2 separate regions of the Homo sapiens genome follow, and region 1 is linked to region 2. Evidence: read pairs that join two places in POLR2A ChIA-PET (ENCODE). Cell type or tissue: CD4-positive, alpha-beta T cell. All regions are shown on one strand. Each heading gives the region's core, and the rest is flanking DNA. Links, peaks and the distances in the headings are about the cores only.

The links. ChIA-PET counts read pairs that join two places held together with the same protein. Peaks named below come from ENCODE experiments on the same cell type or tissue, not always from the same donor. Only the 100,000 strongest peaks of a DNase experiment are listed, where the experiment ranks them.
Region 1: POLR2A ChIA-PET joins it to region 2 with 6 read pairs; 3 of 35 experiments call an interaction of 5 or more read pairs at or near these places.

What each region holds. Positions count from the first base shown.
Region 1 is chr19:43,697,449-43,705,712 of GRCh38, reverse strand. It overlaps the pseudogene LOC105372412. Among named protein-coding and RNA genes, the nearest start is that of IRGC, 14 kb to the left of the region's middle. RefSeq lists enhancers at 4,151-4,210, 4,301-4,350, 4,361-4,410, 4,769-5,269. In CD4-positive, alpha-beta T cell, for the core only: no CTCF peak of the experiment used is centred there; DNase peaks (open chromatin) are centred at 4,202, 4,982 and 5,622; H3K4me3 peaks cover 1,394 bases; H3K27ac peaks cover 1,775 bases.
Region 2 is chr19:43,608,838-43,617,101 of GRCh38, reverse strand. It overlaps ZNF428 (zinc finger protein 428), which reads left to right. Exons shown (of 3, transcript NM_182498.4): 2 at 2,668-2,873. The coding sequence starts at 2,798. SRRM5 (serine/arginine repetitive matrix 5) reads right to left here and starts at 5,014. Exons shown (of 1, transcript NM_001145641.2): 1 at 2,604-5,014. The coding sequence starts at 4,980. The coding sequence ends at 2,833. In CD4-positive, alpha-beta T cell, for the core only: no CTCF peak of the experiment used is centred there; no DNase peak of the experiment used is centred there.

The DNA of each region.
Region 1 (8,264 bases), core at 1,776-6,775, 88 kb before region 2:
CAAGCAGAAAAGAAGAGAAAACTTTCCTTAAAAAATTAAAGGTGGCTGGGCATAGTGGCTCACCCTGATAATTGTAATCCCAGCACCTTGGGAGTTCGAGGCAGGAAAGTTGCTTGAGCTCAGGAGTTTGAGAACAGCCTGGGCAACATAGGGAGACCAGAAAGAGAAAGGAAGGAACCGGGCATGGTGGCTCATGCCTGTAATCCCGCACTTTGGGAGGCCGAGGCGGGTGGATCACCTGAGGTCAGGGGTTCAAGACCAGCCTGACCAACATGGTGAAACCCCGTCTCTACTAAAAATACAAAAAAAAAAAAAATTAGCCAGAAGCAGTGGCATGCACCTGTAGTCCCACCTACTTGGGAGGCTGAGAGAATCACTTGAACCTGGGAGGCGGAGGTTGCAGAGAGTTGAGATCATGCCACTGCACTCCAGCCTGGGCAACAGAGTGAGCCTCCATCTCAAAAAAAAAAAAAAAAGGAAGAAGGGAGGGAGGGAGGGAGAGAGAGAGAGAAAGAAAGGAAGGAAGGAAAGGAGAGAGAAGCGGAGGGGAAAGGAGGGGAGGGGAGGGAAAGGAGAAGGAAAGGAAAGGAAGAAGGAAGGAAGGAAGAAAGAGCTGGGCATGGTGGCACATGACTGTGGTCCCAGCTACTCAGGAGGCTGAGGCAGGAGGATCACTTGAGCCCAGGAGGTTGAGGCTGCAGTGAGCTATTGATAGCACCATTGCCCTCCAGCCTGGGCAACAGAGTGAGACCTTGTCTGAAAAAAAAAAAATCAAAAGCATGCCTGTAGGTGGCAAAATTGGAAATACCATGTTCAGGATAGAGGTGATCTCAGGTGAGGAGAGAGGAAAGGAGCTGTGGCCAGGGACAGCTATGGCCACTGGGTATGTATTTCAAATGTTTTGATGTTTCTTGTCTTTCAACTGAGTGCCAAGAGACTCCACTTATTCTTTATTTGTTTTTGTTTGTTTTAAATAATTTATAGTAAAATTTTAAAACTTGAATAATATGCCTACATGTATGCCCCTATGGAAAATTAGCAATGTACAATAACATCAAATTCTTCACCCAGGTTAGCCCCACCCCATCCCCAAAGTCCCTTTTACCCCTGCAGATTCCAGGACCATTAAATGACTGTTTTCCACAAATGTTTCCTGACCACCTGCCATGGACTCTGGACTCAGCCAGGACAGGTCATATCCGGGACCCATCCCCCGAGACTCCAGTCTGGCAGAGATGTTGCTTCCTTCCTCACCACCCCCAGGTTCCTTCACACCCATACCTTGGGGTAGGCAACCTTCACAACGGGAGGCCATGTTGGGTAACAGACAGAAACGGGACCCATGACCCAAAGGGCACTCCCCCTCCCCAATAATGACAGTAAGGGCCACCATTTACCTGTGTTGAACTCTGAATTCCAGGCGCTGTTCTGAGTTCTGTGTATGTGTGGACTCTCTCAACCTTTGTGTCCACTCTGTGAGCAGGAACCACTATTGTCCCATTTCACAAATGGGAAAGCTGAGGTCAAGGTACTCACCTGAGGCCACTAGTAACTGAACTAGTGACTGGGCTCAGTGGCTCACAAAATGGTGGTAATCCCAGCATTTTGGGAGGCCGAGGCAGGCAGATTGCCGGAGCTCAGGAGTTGGAGACCAGCCTGGGCAACATGGCAAAACTCCATCTCTACTAAATATACAAAAATTAGCTGGGCATGGTGGCACGCCTGTAATCCCAGCTATTGGGGAGGCTGAGGGAGGAGAATCACTTGAACCTGGGAGGCAGAGGCTGCAGTGAGCTGAGTTTGCGCCACTTCACTCCAGCCTGAGTGACAGAGTGAGACTCTGTTTCCAAAGGTAAAAAACAAAAACAAAAACAAAAAAACAACTAGTAACTGGCAAAGTGTTGGCTTTCGAACCCAGACAGACTGGAACCTGAGTACATCCTCTGAACCACTATGCTGAGCTCTGTGGCTATGTCTCTTGTACGCATATTCAACTAGTCACTTTTTTTTTTTTTTGAGTCAGGGTCTCACTCTGTCGCCCAGGCTGGAGTGCAGTGGCGCGATCGCAGCTCACGGCAGCCTCAACCTCCCAGGCTCAAGTGATCCTCCCACCTCAGCCTCCTGAGTAGCTGGGAACACTGGTGTGTGCCCCCACACCCAGGCTAATTTTTGATTTTTTTGTAGAGACAGGTGAACTAGTCACTTTTGATATGAGCTTTCTATGAAGGATTTAGAAGAATGTCACAGATCCATGGGTGAAGGGAGATCTCCCCTGAAGGATTAGGATATTCTAGGCCTTCTGCAAACAGGCAGGGATGGGTGTGGGTTATGCTAAGCTCTCAGTATGCTTTATTTTATTCCATCCTCCCTCCCAGAAAGGATGTGTCCGTCCTACAAGAGTCGAAAGCATGGGCTCTGATGCACAGGGAAGTATTTATGGGTGAAATATGATATCTGGGATTTGCTTTAAATGTCTCAGCACAAAAAGGAAAGAAGGGAAGAGGGAGGGAATATAGGAAGGCAAGAAGGGAGAAAGGAAGAAAGAAGTATGAAGGAGAGGAGGGAGAAAGAGAGAGAGGAGGAAAGAAGGGAGAAAGGAAGGAGGGAGAGAGAAAGAGCAAAGGAGGGAGGGTAAAAGCAAAGGAAAGGCCAGGAGCAGTGGCTCACGTTGTAATCCCAGCACTTTGGGAGGCCAAGGCGGGCGGGTCACTTGAGGTCAGGAATTCGAGACAGGCCTAGCCAACAAGGTGAAACCCCGTCTCTACTAAAAATACAAAAATCAGCTGGGCACGGTAATGCGTGCCTGTAATCCCAGCTACTCTGGAGGCTGAGGCAGGAGAATCGCTGGAACCTGGGTGGCGGAGGTTGCAGGGAGCCGAGATCACGCCACCGCACTCCAGCATGGGCAACAGAGCAAGAGACTCCATCTCAAAAAAAAAAAAGCAAAAGAGAGAGGTGAGGAGGGAGGAAGAGGGGAAGGTGTAGGAAAGGAGGAGGCAGGGAAGGGGGAAGGAAGAGAGAGATAATTTGGCAAAATGTGCATAATTTTGGACACTGAGAGATTGATACTGAAGGGTCATTTAATGACTGCTTCCAGCTGCAAACATCTCCTGGGCGCCTGCTATGGGCTCTGGGCTCAGTCACATTTTGGTCCCATCATAGATTGGGGTATCAGTCTGTCATAGATATTATACTATTTTCTCTACTTTTGTGTATATTTGGACATTTTCTTAATGTTTAAGGGGGGGAAATTTTATCTTCTAGAGTCAGACAGATGTGTGTTCAGTCCCAATGTTCTTCATACTAGCAGTCTCTTAGCCTCCTTCAGCCTCAGTTTCTTCCTCTATACAATGTGGATAAATAATAGCACAGTCCTCATGATTAACAACCTGAAGACATGACTATTTCAATTGGTTGAAAGCTTAGGGTGGGCCAAGCCTTGTGCTTAATGTACCTTACAATAACACCTTACAATATGGGAACACAAGGCTCAGAGATGTTATGAAACTTGTCCAAGACTACACTGCAGATAAATTGTGAATCCACACCACAAACCCAGGTCTGTTTGAGTCTAAAGATCTTTTATTTTTTTTCAATTTTTTTATTTTAATTTTTTTTTTTTTCCTGAGACGGAGTCTCACTTTGTCGCCCAGGCTGGAGTGCAGTGGCGCGATCTTGGCTCACTGCAAGCTCCACCTCCCAGGTTCACGCCATTCTCCTGCCTCAGCCTCCCGAGTAGCTGGGACTACAGGTGCCCACCACCACGCCTGGCTAATATTTTTTTTTTTTTGTATTTTTAGTAGAGACGGGGTTTCACCATGTTAGCCAGGATGGTCTTGATCTCCTGACCAGCTGGGACTACAGCTATACCTGTAGTCCACCACCATGCTAGGCTAACTTTTCAATGTTTTGTAGAGATGGGATCTTGCTATATTGCCCAGGCTGGTCTTGAACTCCTGGCCTCAAGCAATCCTCCTACCTCAGCCTCCCAAAATCACACTGTGATTACAGGCATGAACCACTGCGTCTGACCCACATTAACTGTTTCTTACTGCATCTGCCTTGGAGCCTTTGCCTTTCCAGTTCCCTCTGCCTGGAATGTCCTCCTCCCCCACCTCAGACAACTGCATGGCCTTCTCCCTTGCCCCACGTAGGTCTTTACTTCCTCAATTAGGTCTTTACTTACGTCACCTTACTGAGGCTCTTACTCACCATGTATAAGATCATATCTCTTTGGCAGCGTTCCCCATTCTCCTTCCCCGCACTGTTTCCTTCCTAGTACTCACTGATATGTGATGTACGATATGTGATATTTATTTATTATGTGTCTCCTCCACTAAAATACCACTTCCATAAGAGCACAGAATTTTGTCTGTATCGCCAGTGTCTCATTTACAAAAGAATACATAGCTTGTGACTGATAAAGATTTGTTAGATGAATGTTAAATGAATTGTTTCTATTCTTTCGGTTGGGCTTTCTGTTACTTTCAGTTTTTGTTTTTGAGACGGAGTCTCGCTTTGTTGCCCAGGCTGGAGTGCAGTGACGCAATCTCAGCTCACTGCAACCTCCGCCTCCCAGGTTCAAGTGATTCTCCTGCCTCAGCTTCCTGAGTGACTGGGAACACAGGCACTCGCCACCATGCCCGGCTAAGTTTTTGTATTTTTAGTAGAGACGGGTTTCGTCCTATTGGCCAGGCTGGTCTCAAACTCCTGACCTCAAGTAATCTGCCGGCCTCGGCCTCCCAAAGTGCTGGGATTACAGGCGGGAGCCACTGCGCCTGGCGGGGGCGGTCTCTTTCAAGCCCCCTAGAGCCACGCCGCCTAATCTGTCTGGTGCATGGCCTGGAGTGATTTCTTAGGTAGCCCTCCCTCCCACTGTCATAGCCCCCAGGCACTGGGATTACAGGCGTGAACCACTGCGCTCAGCCACTTTCAGCAGAAAGCAAATGGTTCCTGGCATTCTGCCTGTGGTGAGCAACCCAGTTTCACTTCTCCGCTCAATCCTCTGAGTTCAGTTCCAGATGCAGCATTTGGTCTTATGCCCACCCTGGCCAGACACTGTTGTCGGTTTGTCCCCTCCAGGTTCACCAGTTGAAGTAACTTAACCTCCCCTGGCCTCAGAGGAGAGAGGACCACATCAGGGCCCTCTTTGAGGCTAAAACTTCAGAAAAAGGAAACTCAAACCACTTGGCATTGTGAGATGTGATTCATTCAGATCTGGTTACAGCTGGGAGATTGGGCCCACACAGAAGAGGGGCTCCTCACCCCACCCATGCCCCCTGCCCCGTCTTGGCCCATGGTGGGGGTGGAGGAGGCTGCTCTGAAAACCTTGGAAGAGGGTGTATCGGATCCTCAAGCCCCGCCTTGGCTGCCCAGGATTTTGCTAGACCCCAAACAGGGAGAACAAAAGAGAAGTTGCTTGTCAATGTGTGGGAGAAGAGACACATCCCTGGTGTCTGGGAGCAGCCGGATATTGGGTATCCCCTCGTTTGAAGAAGGAGGCTTAGTAACTTGAGGAAGAAGAACAGCCCTCTTCTGAGGGAGGAGGTTTGGCCTTGGGGAAGGTGCTAATCTGAGGGGGGAGGTATAGCGCCCCGCCCCAACTTAGTTGAGCAGACGCCTGATCTCAGCAGCAGGTGAGTGGCCTTAGTCTGAGCGGGGAAGACACACCCTAGGCTGATGGAGGCATGGCCTTTGGGACCCTGGTGTGAGGAAAGAGGACTTAGCCTTGAGTAAGCCCTGAGTCTGGAGCAGAAGGTCTGGCTTTGGGAAACGCTAGTCTGAGGGAGGAAGCTCATCCCTGCTTCCTGAGTTTCTCACCAGAGGCTTCCAGGTCTCCGCATTGCCCCAGCAGAGGGGAGCCAGGGCACCATCTAGCGACGTGCCGAACAAGCAGGTGGAGGGGGCCTCCCGGGCGGCGGGGTGGTCCAGGCGGGATTCCTTAGCACAGCGTCGCGGTTGCCAGGACTACCACCAGAACCGGGAGGGAGAGGCGGAGGCCGGGCGCGGCGCCCGAGCGGCAGTGGGACTCTAGGACGGCGCGGCGGTGGGGGCTGCAGTGGCTCGACAGCCAGTGTCTTGGGAGCACAGAGAGCCCGTGGGTCCAGTCCAGGGCGCTGCACAGGTCTCGGGAGCCGCAGCCGCGTACGTTCACGTTCCGGCCGCCTGCCGAGACGGAGACAGGGTGCAAGGAGGGGACGTGGGGGCGCGCGCAGGCAGAAGGCCACCCCCGCGCGCACCCAAGCGCACACGCGCGCGCCTTGCACACGCACAGGGCCCGCGAGCCCCTCGAGTCCATGTCCTTCGTGAAAGCTCATCAGGAATGTTCTTTTCTTTGAGCTGGGAGCTGGTCACGGCTGTCTCTCTCTCGTTGTCACTCTTTCTACCTTACACGTATGTTACAGGTGTGTTTTCACTCGTGTGCAATGTTTGTTTCCTTTTTTAAAAACTTTTTTTAAAAAAATGAGACAGAGTCTCGCTCTGTCACCCAGGCTGGAGTGCAGTGGCACAATCACAGCTCACTGCAGCCTCGACCTCCTGGGCTCTGGTGATCCTCCCACCCCAGCCTCCTGAGTAGCTGCGACTGCAGGCCGTAGCACCAGGCCCAGCTAATTATTTTGAAAATTTTTTGTAGAGATAGGGTCTGCCTCTGTTGCCCAGGCTGGTCTCAAACTTCCAGGCTCAAGCGATCCTGGCCTCCTAGAGAGCTGGGATTACAGGTGTGAGCTACCACACCTGGCCCAGAAAATTTTAAATTACACACGTGTCTTACATTACATTTCTTTCAGAAAGCACTGATATAGTTTAGTGGATTATCTTATTCAATTCTCACAACAGTCTTAGGACTTAGCGACTGTTGTTATTCCCGTTTTGTTGTTGTTTTTTCTTTTTTTTTTTTTGAGACGAGGTTATGAAACTTGTCCAAGACTACACTGCAGATAAATTGTGAATCCACACCACAAACCCAGGTCTGTTTGAGTCCAAAGATCTTTTATTTTTTTCAGTTTTTTAATTTTATTTATTTTTTTTTTCTGAGACGGGATCTCGCTTTGTCGCCCAGGCTGGAGTGCAGTGGCGCCATCTCGGCTCACTGCAAGCTCCGCCTCCCGGGTTCACGCCATTCTCCTTCCTCAGCCTCCTGAGTAGCTGGGGCTACAGGCACCTGCCACCACGCCCGGCCAATTTTTTGTATTTTTAGTAGAGATGGGGTTTCACCATGTTAGCCAGGATGGTCTCGATCTCCTGACCTCGTGATCCGCCCGCCTTGGCCTCCCAAAGTGCTGGGATTACAGGTGTGAGCCACCACGTCCGGCCCTCCCCTGTTTTTTAAAGAACTTGTTGCATACCAAGTTATCCCCTTTTACAGATGGAGAAATTGAGGCACAGAGAGGCAAAGTCACCTGGTCAAGGTCACCCAGCTCAGGTGGTGGATTCAGCATTTGAACCCAGGCAGCCTGGCCCTAGAGTCCTGTTCTTATGCCCTTTACTCTGTCACCTCCCTCATGAGTTCACTTTGTCCTCACAACGCCCTTCAAGGTGTGTGTCTACCATCCCCAATTACCAGAAGAGAAAACAGAGGCTCAAAGAGATAAAGTCACTTGCCTTGAGCTACACAGAGTAAAGGGTGGAGGGGAGACTCCAAACTCAAGCACACCAGTATCCAAATCTAACGTGCTAAGGCTCACTCGTGCACACACACATGTGCACACACACACACATGCTGTCCCCATTACCTTCTTCACACACACACACACACACACACATGTGCTGTCCCCATTACCTTCTTCAGACGTTAGGTCCAGCTGGACACACTCAGATTCCCCACTGGGACACTGCATGTAGAAGGAGGAATTGCAGGGCTCCAAGTAGCTCCCAGGACATGTAGGACACAATATCTCACTCAGGGTGTGTGAGGCCAGATGAGCTGCTGTGTAGAAGAGGATGAAGGTCAGTCAGAAGGAATCTCAGGACCTCCCGGGGCCCCGAGTGCACTCCTAGGCTCTACCACATTGTCACGAACTTAATATTGTCATGACCTTGGTGGGATTTCCTCCCAAGCTGGGATCAGGGTGCCTGAGGGCAGCCTGGTTGGGGTTGAGTGATGTTCCTTCCTGCATTCCTTCCTCAACTCTGCCTCCAGAGTCACCCACCACCTCCTTGGCCACCCATCTGACTGCTTTCTGGTGACAGCATACCGAGAGGGGTGGGCTCCTGGTAGTTGCCTTGGCAACAGGTGGTGTTGACGCAGAAGCCAAAGCCAACAC
Region 2 (8,264 bases), core at 1,440-6,439:
AAGGAGGGCTGGGCGTGGTGGCTCTTGCCTGTAATCCCAGCACTCTGGGAGGCCAAGGTAAATGGATCACCTGAGGTCAGGAGTTTGAGACCAGCCTGGCTGACATAATGAAACCCTGTCTCTACTAAAAATACCAAAAAATTAGCCGGGCATGGTGGTGGTGGCTGCCTGTAATCCCAGCTACTAGGGAGGCTGATGCAGGGTAGAGGTTGCAGTGAGCTGAGATCGCGCTACTGTACTCCAGCCTGGGCAACAAAGTGAGACTCCATCTCAAAAAAAAAAAAAAAAAGGAGGAGGAGGACATTCTTGACAGCAACAGTGGGTGTACTAAGACCCACAGATGTGAAAAGGCCTTGTGTGCACAGGGAGAGATGAGAGGTCTGGAACATCTGGAGTTTATAGAGGGGCAGGGGTGGGAGTAGTAATGGCCACTCTTGATGGAATACCAGCCACACACCAGCAATTTCTATCAGTGAGCCTACTGAATCTTCAGAAAAACCTTTTGAGCTGAGAAATCATTTTATGAAAGGTCTGGCTTCCAATCCTAGTTCATCCACTTACCAGATGGTGACCTTGGGCTACTCACTTATCACCTCTGTGTCTGTTTCCTCATCTGTACAAAGGAGATAATTCCCAGTCTAGTTATGGGGAGTACGTGAGTTAAGGCCTGGAAGCCCCTTTCTTCCAGAGAAGGAAACAGGCTAGAGAAGTTAAGTTCTTTGCTTGGTGCTACACAGCTAGAGTGTGGCAAACCTAGACACTATCTTGCCAATTGATACAGAACTAAGGCTGATAATCACAAACTAGTATAGCCATACCAATTGTTTAAATATTAAAATACTTCCAGATGGGTTGGTGTGTCACTGCTACACAAGTACTCCCTGTCCCTAACTGCCACTTTGGACCCCCCTTGTGGTATTATATATATAAATATATTGGTTTTCATCCACAGTTCCTGGCTGGTAACTCCTACAGCCTTTGTTACAGTCTCTTGTTATAATGTTGTGTACCTTAGGCCTGGGGCAGGTCTGAAGAAACAGAATCTCTCTGACCTCCTCCTGCCCTCCATTTCCTGCCCCAGGGCAAGACTCTAATCTTCCCCACCTTCTTGATTGTTGGTCTTAAGACACTTTTCAGAGAAGTCCATGCCCAATGCTGCTGTCTTAAAGCCTCCGTAAAAACCCAAGAGGACTGGGTTTGGAGAGCTTCCGCATAGCTAACCACCTGAGGGTTCCTGTAGGGTAGCACCCCAGGGAGGGCGTGAAGCTCCCTGCCCCTTCCCTTATACCTTGCCCTACACATCTCTTCATCTTTGTTCTTTGCAATATCCTCTATAATAAACCAGTAAATCTAAGTAAGCATTTCCTTGAGTTCTGTGAGCAGCTCCAGCAAAAATTTTTTTTTTGTAAGATGGGTCATCCAGGCTTGAGTGCAGTGGCAAGGTCACGGCTCACTGCAGCCTTGACCTTCCAGGCTCAATTTATCCTCCTGCCTCAGCCTCTCAGGTAGCTGGGACTATAAGCACATGCCACCACACCGGCTAACTTTTGTAATTTTTTTTTTTTTTTTAGAGACAAGTTTGCCATGTTGCCTAGGCTGGTGTCAAACTCCTGAGCTCAGGTGATCTGCCCACCTCGGCCTCCCAAAGTGCTGGGATTACAGGCATGGGTCACTGCGCCCGGCCTTATTTTTATTTTTTTAAAAAAGTCGGGTGTGGTGGCTCACGCCTGTAATCCCAGCACTTTGGAGGGCTGAAGTGGGCAGATTGCTTGAGCTCTGGGCAACATGGTGAAACCCTGTCTCTTCCAAAAATACAAAAATTAGCTGGGTGTGGGGACAGCGTTGGAATGGAATCGGAGGGGACACCTAGCTGTTGTCTGCTGTGTAGTGTGTGGGGAAAAAGCCCCACACATTTGGTCACAGAATTCTGTGTTGATGATTGTTGTGATAGTGTGAGAGTAGAGGAAAAACACAGTTTGAGGGTTTTTTTTCCCCATAACACTTCCCCAACCCCAGACCTCCCCATGGTCCAGCAACTAAAGGGTTAAGGCCTGGTATCCGTCCCGCTCCACTCTCAGTTCTGATTGGTGCCCACACCAGTCCCCACTGTTGAATATTTGGAGTGTCACCTCTCCCTACCCCACTGAATAAGAACCAGAAGGCAGCCTTGTTGCCCACATGCGGAAATTAAGACCTAGAGAGGGGGACGGGTGCGGTGGCTCATGCCTATAATCCCAGCACTTTGCGAGGTTGAGGCATGTGGATCACCTGAGGTCAGGAGTTCGAGCCCAGCCTGGCCAACATGGTGAAGCCCCATCTCTACTAAAAATACAAAATTAGCCGGGCGTGAGGACGCACACTTGTAGTTCCAGCTACTCGGGAAGCTGAGGTAGGAGAATTGCTTGAGCCTGGGAGGTGGAGGTTGCAGTGAGCTGAGATCACACCACTGCACTCCAGCCTGGGCAACAGAGAGAGACTCTGTCTCAAAAAAAAAAAAGACCTAGAGAGGGGCAGGGCTTGCAGTCAAGACCCTGTAGACAGTCAGGGACAGAGCTGGGGTCCTCTGTGCCCCATGCCAGCAGTGAGCACACAGTTGGGCTTGGTGGGGATGGGTGCTATGTAAAAATTTATTGAATCATCACAGGTCTTTCCTTTCCCCCTATCCAGCATCCCTCTCTACCTGCCAACATCCTGTATTAGAGAACTTGTGGCCGGAGGTGTGGCTGTGGAGAGCTGGCCGGGGAGGGACGCTGCTCAGCTGCTGCTCTGCTCCTGTCTCCTGTCCCCTCCCCCGGTCATGACAGAGACCCGTGAGCCAGCTGAGACTGGGGGCTACGCCAGCTTGGAAGAAGATGATGAAGACCTTTCCCCAGGTAAGGTGGCCTTAGAGGTGGTGGCGTCGGCTTGACTGTCATCCTGGCTTAGGGTTTGGCCCCCACTGGGAAATGTTGATGGGGAGTGGCTGCTTGTCTTGCTAGGGGTTCTATTCTGACTGAGACTGCTTGTCCTAGTAGGGGATCTCTTCCAGTCGGGACTTCTGGGGACTGTAGATTGACTGGGGTCGCTCTCCTTGCTAGAGGTTCTAGATTGGCTATGATTTCCTTCTTTGCTGGGGGTTCTAGATCGGCTATGAGCTTTCTCCTTGCTGGAGGCTCTAGGTCGACTGTAACCACTCTGCTTATTGGGGCTTCTAGATCGGCTGTGATCTCTCTCCTCGCTGGAGCTTCTAGATTGTCTGCGCTCTCTCTCCTTGCTGGGGCTTCTCCATCGTCTGCGATCTCTCTCTTTGCTGGGGCTTCTGGATTGTCTGTGCTCTCTCTCCTCGCTGGGGCTTCTAGATTGGCTGCGATCTCTCTCCTTGTTGGGGCTTCTAGATTGTCTGCGCTGTCTCTCCTTGCTGGGGCTTCTAGATCGTCTGTGATCTCTCTCTTTGCTGGAGCTTCTAGATTGTCTGCACTGTCTCTCCTTGCTGGGGCTTCTAGATCGTCTGTGATCTCTCTCTTTGCTGGGGCTTCCAAGTTGGCTGTGATCTCTTTCCTTGCTGGGGCTTCTAGATCGGCTGCGATCTCTCGCCTTGTTGGGACTTCTAGATCGGCTATGATCTCTTGCCTTGTTGGGACTTCTAGATCGGCTGCGATCTCTCGCCTTGTAGGGACTTCTAGATCGGCTGCAATCTCTCGCCTTGTTGGGACTTCTAGATCGGCTGCGATCTCTCGCCTTGTAGGGACTTCTAGATCGGCTGCGATCTCTCGCCTTGTTGGGACTTCTAGATCGGCTGTGATCTCTCTGCTTGTTGGGGCTTCCTGATTGACTGCGACCACTCTCCTTCCTGGGGCTGCTAGATCCCCTGTGATCTCTCTCTTTGCTGGAGCTTCTGGAATGGCTATGACTTCTTTCCTTGCTGGGGTTTCTAGACCAGTTGTGACTTCTTCCTCTTCTGGGGGTTCTAGATTGGTTTTGACTTTTCCCCTTGCTGTGGCTTCTAGACTGGCTGTGTCTTCCCATCTGGCTCAGAATTCCCTTCCGGGTGCGACTTCTTGCCCTGCTATGGTTTCTCTTCCAACTGTGACTTCTCACTCTGCTGTGCGTCCTCTTCTGACTGCCACTTCTTGACCTTCTGGGGCTTCTAGATTGGCTGTGACTTTGCGGCCTGCTGCGGGTGCTGGCCTGGTTATAACTCTTGACCCTGCTGGACATTTCAGTGGGGCTGTAACTCTTTTCCCTACTGGGGATGATCATCTGACCGTAGCTCTTCACCTTCCTTGATGAGGATGGAGATGGGTTGTCACTCTTCTCCTTGGAGGGAATTCCAGTCGGGGTTTGACACTTGGCTGTACTGGGAGTTACAGCCAGCTCGGAACTCCTCCCTATACCTGAGCCTCCTGGTGGGCGGTAACTCTTCTTGCTCAGATTTCTAGGCTGGCTGTCACTCCTTTCCCTGTTGCTGGTTCTAGGCCGGCCGTAACTCTTTCCCCGGCTCCCTTTTTGCTGTGAAGTGGGAGTTCTCACCCTGCTGGCCATGCCTGGTCTGGCACCATGAGTTCTTATCCTGCCAGGAGTGCTGGCCCTGCTGGGTGACCTCTTGGAGCTGCGGCTTCCCCTTCTGCCAGGTGTCCTACCCCGGCTGTGTGTGCCCCTCCGCTGGTGGCATCTCACGTCGCTGGCCTTGCTGGCTTTGCTGGTCCTGGTGTCGGTGCTCACCCTGCTGGGTGTTCTTGCTTTGCTGCGGACTCGGGACCTGCTGCTGGGCCGGTTAGAAGGGGCTCTTTTTGTACTGGTCGATTTGGTGGACTTGGAACTGCTTGGGCTCATGACTGAGTTACGGGATGTCGCTGGTTTGGTGGGCACTAAGGATCTGTTGGGTGTTGCTGATTTGGTGGACTTCAAGGAGGCAGGAGGCTTGGGATCCGCAGTGGGCATGGAGGATCCACTGGGTGCCAGAGACATACTGGGCTTTGAAGATCTCTTAGGTGAAGACATGGTGGGCGCAAAAGGGCTTGTGGTCCTGGAAGTCACAGTAGACATGAAACACCTGGTAGCCGTGGACGATGACCTGATTGCCTGTCACAGGCCAACTGTGTGAAGTAATAGTGGGCATTGAAGACTCTGGAGGGTGAGTGGTATGAAGTCAGAGGTGGGAGGAGAGAGGGGAGGGGTCCCAGCCTGAGGCTGGAGATATTTCCTCTGGTTTGCAGCCATTCAGCAGATGTCTTCTGAGGCTGACTCATGCCCAGCATTGCTGGGGACACAGAGATGGGGCAGACCCAGGCCCTGCCTTCAAGGAGCCCATAGTCAGTGGGTGGGGAGGGGGGCCACTGCCCAGAGTGGTCAGGGTGTGATGGAGAGCAGTGCAGGGGCCGGGGAGCCCATACGAGAGAGACACTGACCGCTTGGGGAGTCAGCGAGGACTTCACAGAGGAGGTGACATGAGCTTGGCTTTAAAAAGGAGCAGGAGTTTTGCCAGTAGAGAAAGAAAGGGTCAGGCTGGGCGCGGTGGCTCACACCTGTAATCCCAGCACTTTGGGAGGCTGAGGCAGGCAGATCACCTGAGGTCAGGAGTTCAAGACCAGCCTAACCAACAAGGTGAAACCCCATCTCTACCAAAAATATAAAAATTAGCCAGGTGTGATAGCACACGCTTGTAATCCCAGCTACTTGGGAGGCTGAGGTGGGAGGATCGCTTGAACCTTGGAGGCGGAGGTTGCAGTGAGCCAAGATCACGCCATTGCACGCCAGCCTGGGTGACAGCGAGACTCTCTCTCGAAAAAAAAAAAAATGAACGGGTCAACCAGGTGGGCGAGGAGCAGAGGCCAAGGCTTTGGGGAGGGAGATCAGGGTCTTGGGGCCACTATCATCCACTCACCCACACGTCCTCTGCTGCGGACCCCAAGATCATACCTGCCCTTGAGGAGTTCCCAGTCAGATAAGGGAGATACCCTGGGGGGCAGCTGACTGCAGTCAGCTTCTAGGGCAGTAACAGGAGGAGGTGCTGGGGCAGGGGAAGCTGGAGAGAGACCTGGCTGGGAGCCTGGGGCTTCAGGGTGGTGGCTTCACAGAGGACAGAGTTTGTGCTGGGTCTTGAAGGATGAGTAGGGGGTCACCAGGTGGATAGAGTGGGGAACAGCCCATACCAAGGCCTCAGGAAACGATTGTTAAATGGCAGGAACTAGTAGGAGAGAGCTGCAGGGACGGATGTTCAGAAGGAAAGAGTTATAACCTGTTCTGGGCTGGTGATGCTGGGGACCCAGCAGGAGGGTGGTAAAAAAAGTGACTGGCTGCCTGGGATGAGGAGGTCTGGGACGGCCTCACCAAAGAGGAAGGCCTCCCACTGGGTCCTAAAGGATGGTGGGAAAAACTAGGGCAGGACATTCCCACCAGAGGGAGGAACAGTGTGTGTGAAGCCTCAGAAAAGGTTTGTCAAATTCCATGCAGAGATATCCATGCCATAAATATGTCATAAGTACTTTCTTTGCACAAAGGAAGTGTTTTAGATGCTGGGGCCACAGCAGTGAACCAGACAAAGTCCCAGCTCTCGGGGACAGGCAGTAAACAAACACACAAGTAAATGTTGAATGCAGTGAGTCAGAAGATGGAGAAAAATGAGCCGGCTGCGGTGGCTCATACCTATAATCCCAGCACTTTGGGAGGCTGAGATGAGTGGATCACTTGAGGTCAGGAGTTTGAGACCAGCCTGGCCAACAAGGTGAAACCCCGTCTCTACTAAAAATACAAAAATTACCTGGGCATGCTGGTGCGCCCCTGTAATCCCAGTTACTTGAGAGGCTGAGGCAGAAGAATTGCCTGAACCCAGGAGGCGGAGTTTCCAGTGAGCTGAGATCACGCCACTGCACTCCAGCCTGGATGACAGAGCGAGACTCTATCTCAAAAGAAGATGGAGAAAAATCAAGCAGAGTAAGGGGCGTAGGGAGTGCTGGGGAGTGGCCAGGGCGTCACTGAGAAGGTGACACTTGAGAAGAGACATGGAATGGAGAGTGACATCGGCAGAAAGGGTGGCAAAGACCCTGAGGCAGGTATGGGCCTGGGGTGTTGGAAGGTGAGGAGCCTGGTATGAAGAGCCTGTGGCCACTGTGATGACAGGAGCAAGGGCGGAGCACAGGGTGCAGTAGCAGGATCCTCTGGGTTCTGGGAGAAACTGAGGAATGGGGCTGGGATGGATACAAGGTGAGGCTTTTGGCAGGCTCCTACCACCAAGGCCGAAGAAGCTGGTACTTCCCACACCGTGGTCACAGGGACCCCATCCCCAACCATTACTCTGTGTGTGCGCCCCCATAATGGCAGCTGATGTCGCCCTTTTCCGTATATCAACTATAAATTTTTCCCCTTTTCTTTTTTTTTTTTGGGAACGGAGTCTTGCTCTGTCACCCAGGCTGGAGTGCAGTGGTTCAATATTGGCTCATCGCAACCTCCGCCTCCCGGGTTCGAGCAATTCTCCTGCCTCAGAGTCCTGAGTAGCTGGGACTATAGGCACCCACCACCCCACACTTGGCTAAATTTTGTATTTTTAGTAGAGACGGGGTTTCACCATGTTGCCCAGAGTGGGTCATGAACTCCTGAGTTCAGGCAATCCGCCCACCTCAGCCTCCCAAAGTGCTAGATTACAGGCCTTTTTCTTTAAACCTAAACTTGTCCTAGGCCTGTCCTTGATAACTGTGAAATCACAGTAATATATCTTACCTATAAATAAATGTTTTAATTCACCTAACTCTCTCTCTCTCTCTCTCCATGGCCACAGATATAAAAGTACATCTGTGTGTATGCATGTGTTTTAATTTGCACAAATACCTTTTCAAATGGTTGTCTCCCTAAAATGATCCAGTGTCAGCCATGGCCCAGGTTCAGCTTTTCCTGCCAGAGCTGTGTAACCACAGGGGAGTGAGTCGTCTAGCCTCCCTGTGCCTCAGTTTCCACATCCATCAACTGGGGATAGTAATAGTACCACCCTCAAAGGGTTGTTGAGGATTTAGTGAGTTAATGTATAAGAACAGGGCTCCTACAATAGCAAGGATGCTGTTGTTACTGGTGGGTTTTTACTACTCCGGCTTTGTCCTTCCTAAATGCCTCCCACCCCACCTCCCCATGGAGTTTTTGTTTTCTTTTGCAATCAATCGAAAGAATCAAATAATTTTTTTTTTTTTTTTTTGCTTTTTTCTAAGACAGCAGAGTCTTGCTCTGTCACCCAGGCTGGAGTGCAGTTGTGTGATCTCGGCTCACTGCAACCTCCGCCTCCTGGGTTGAAGCAGTTC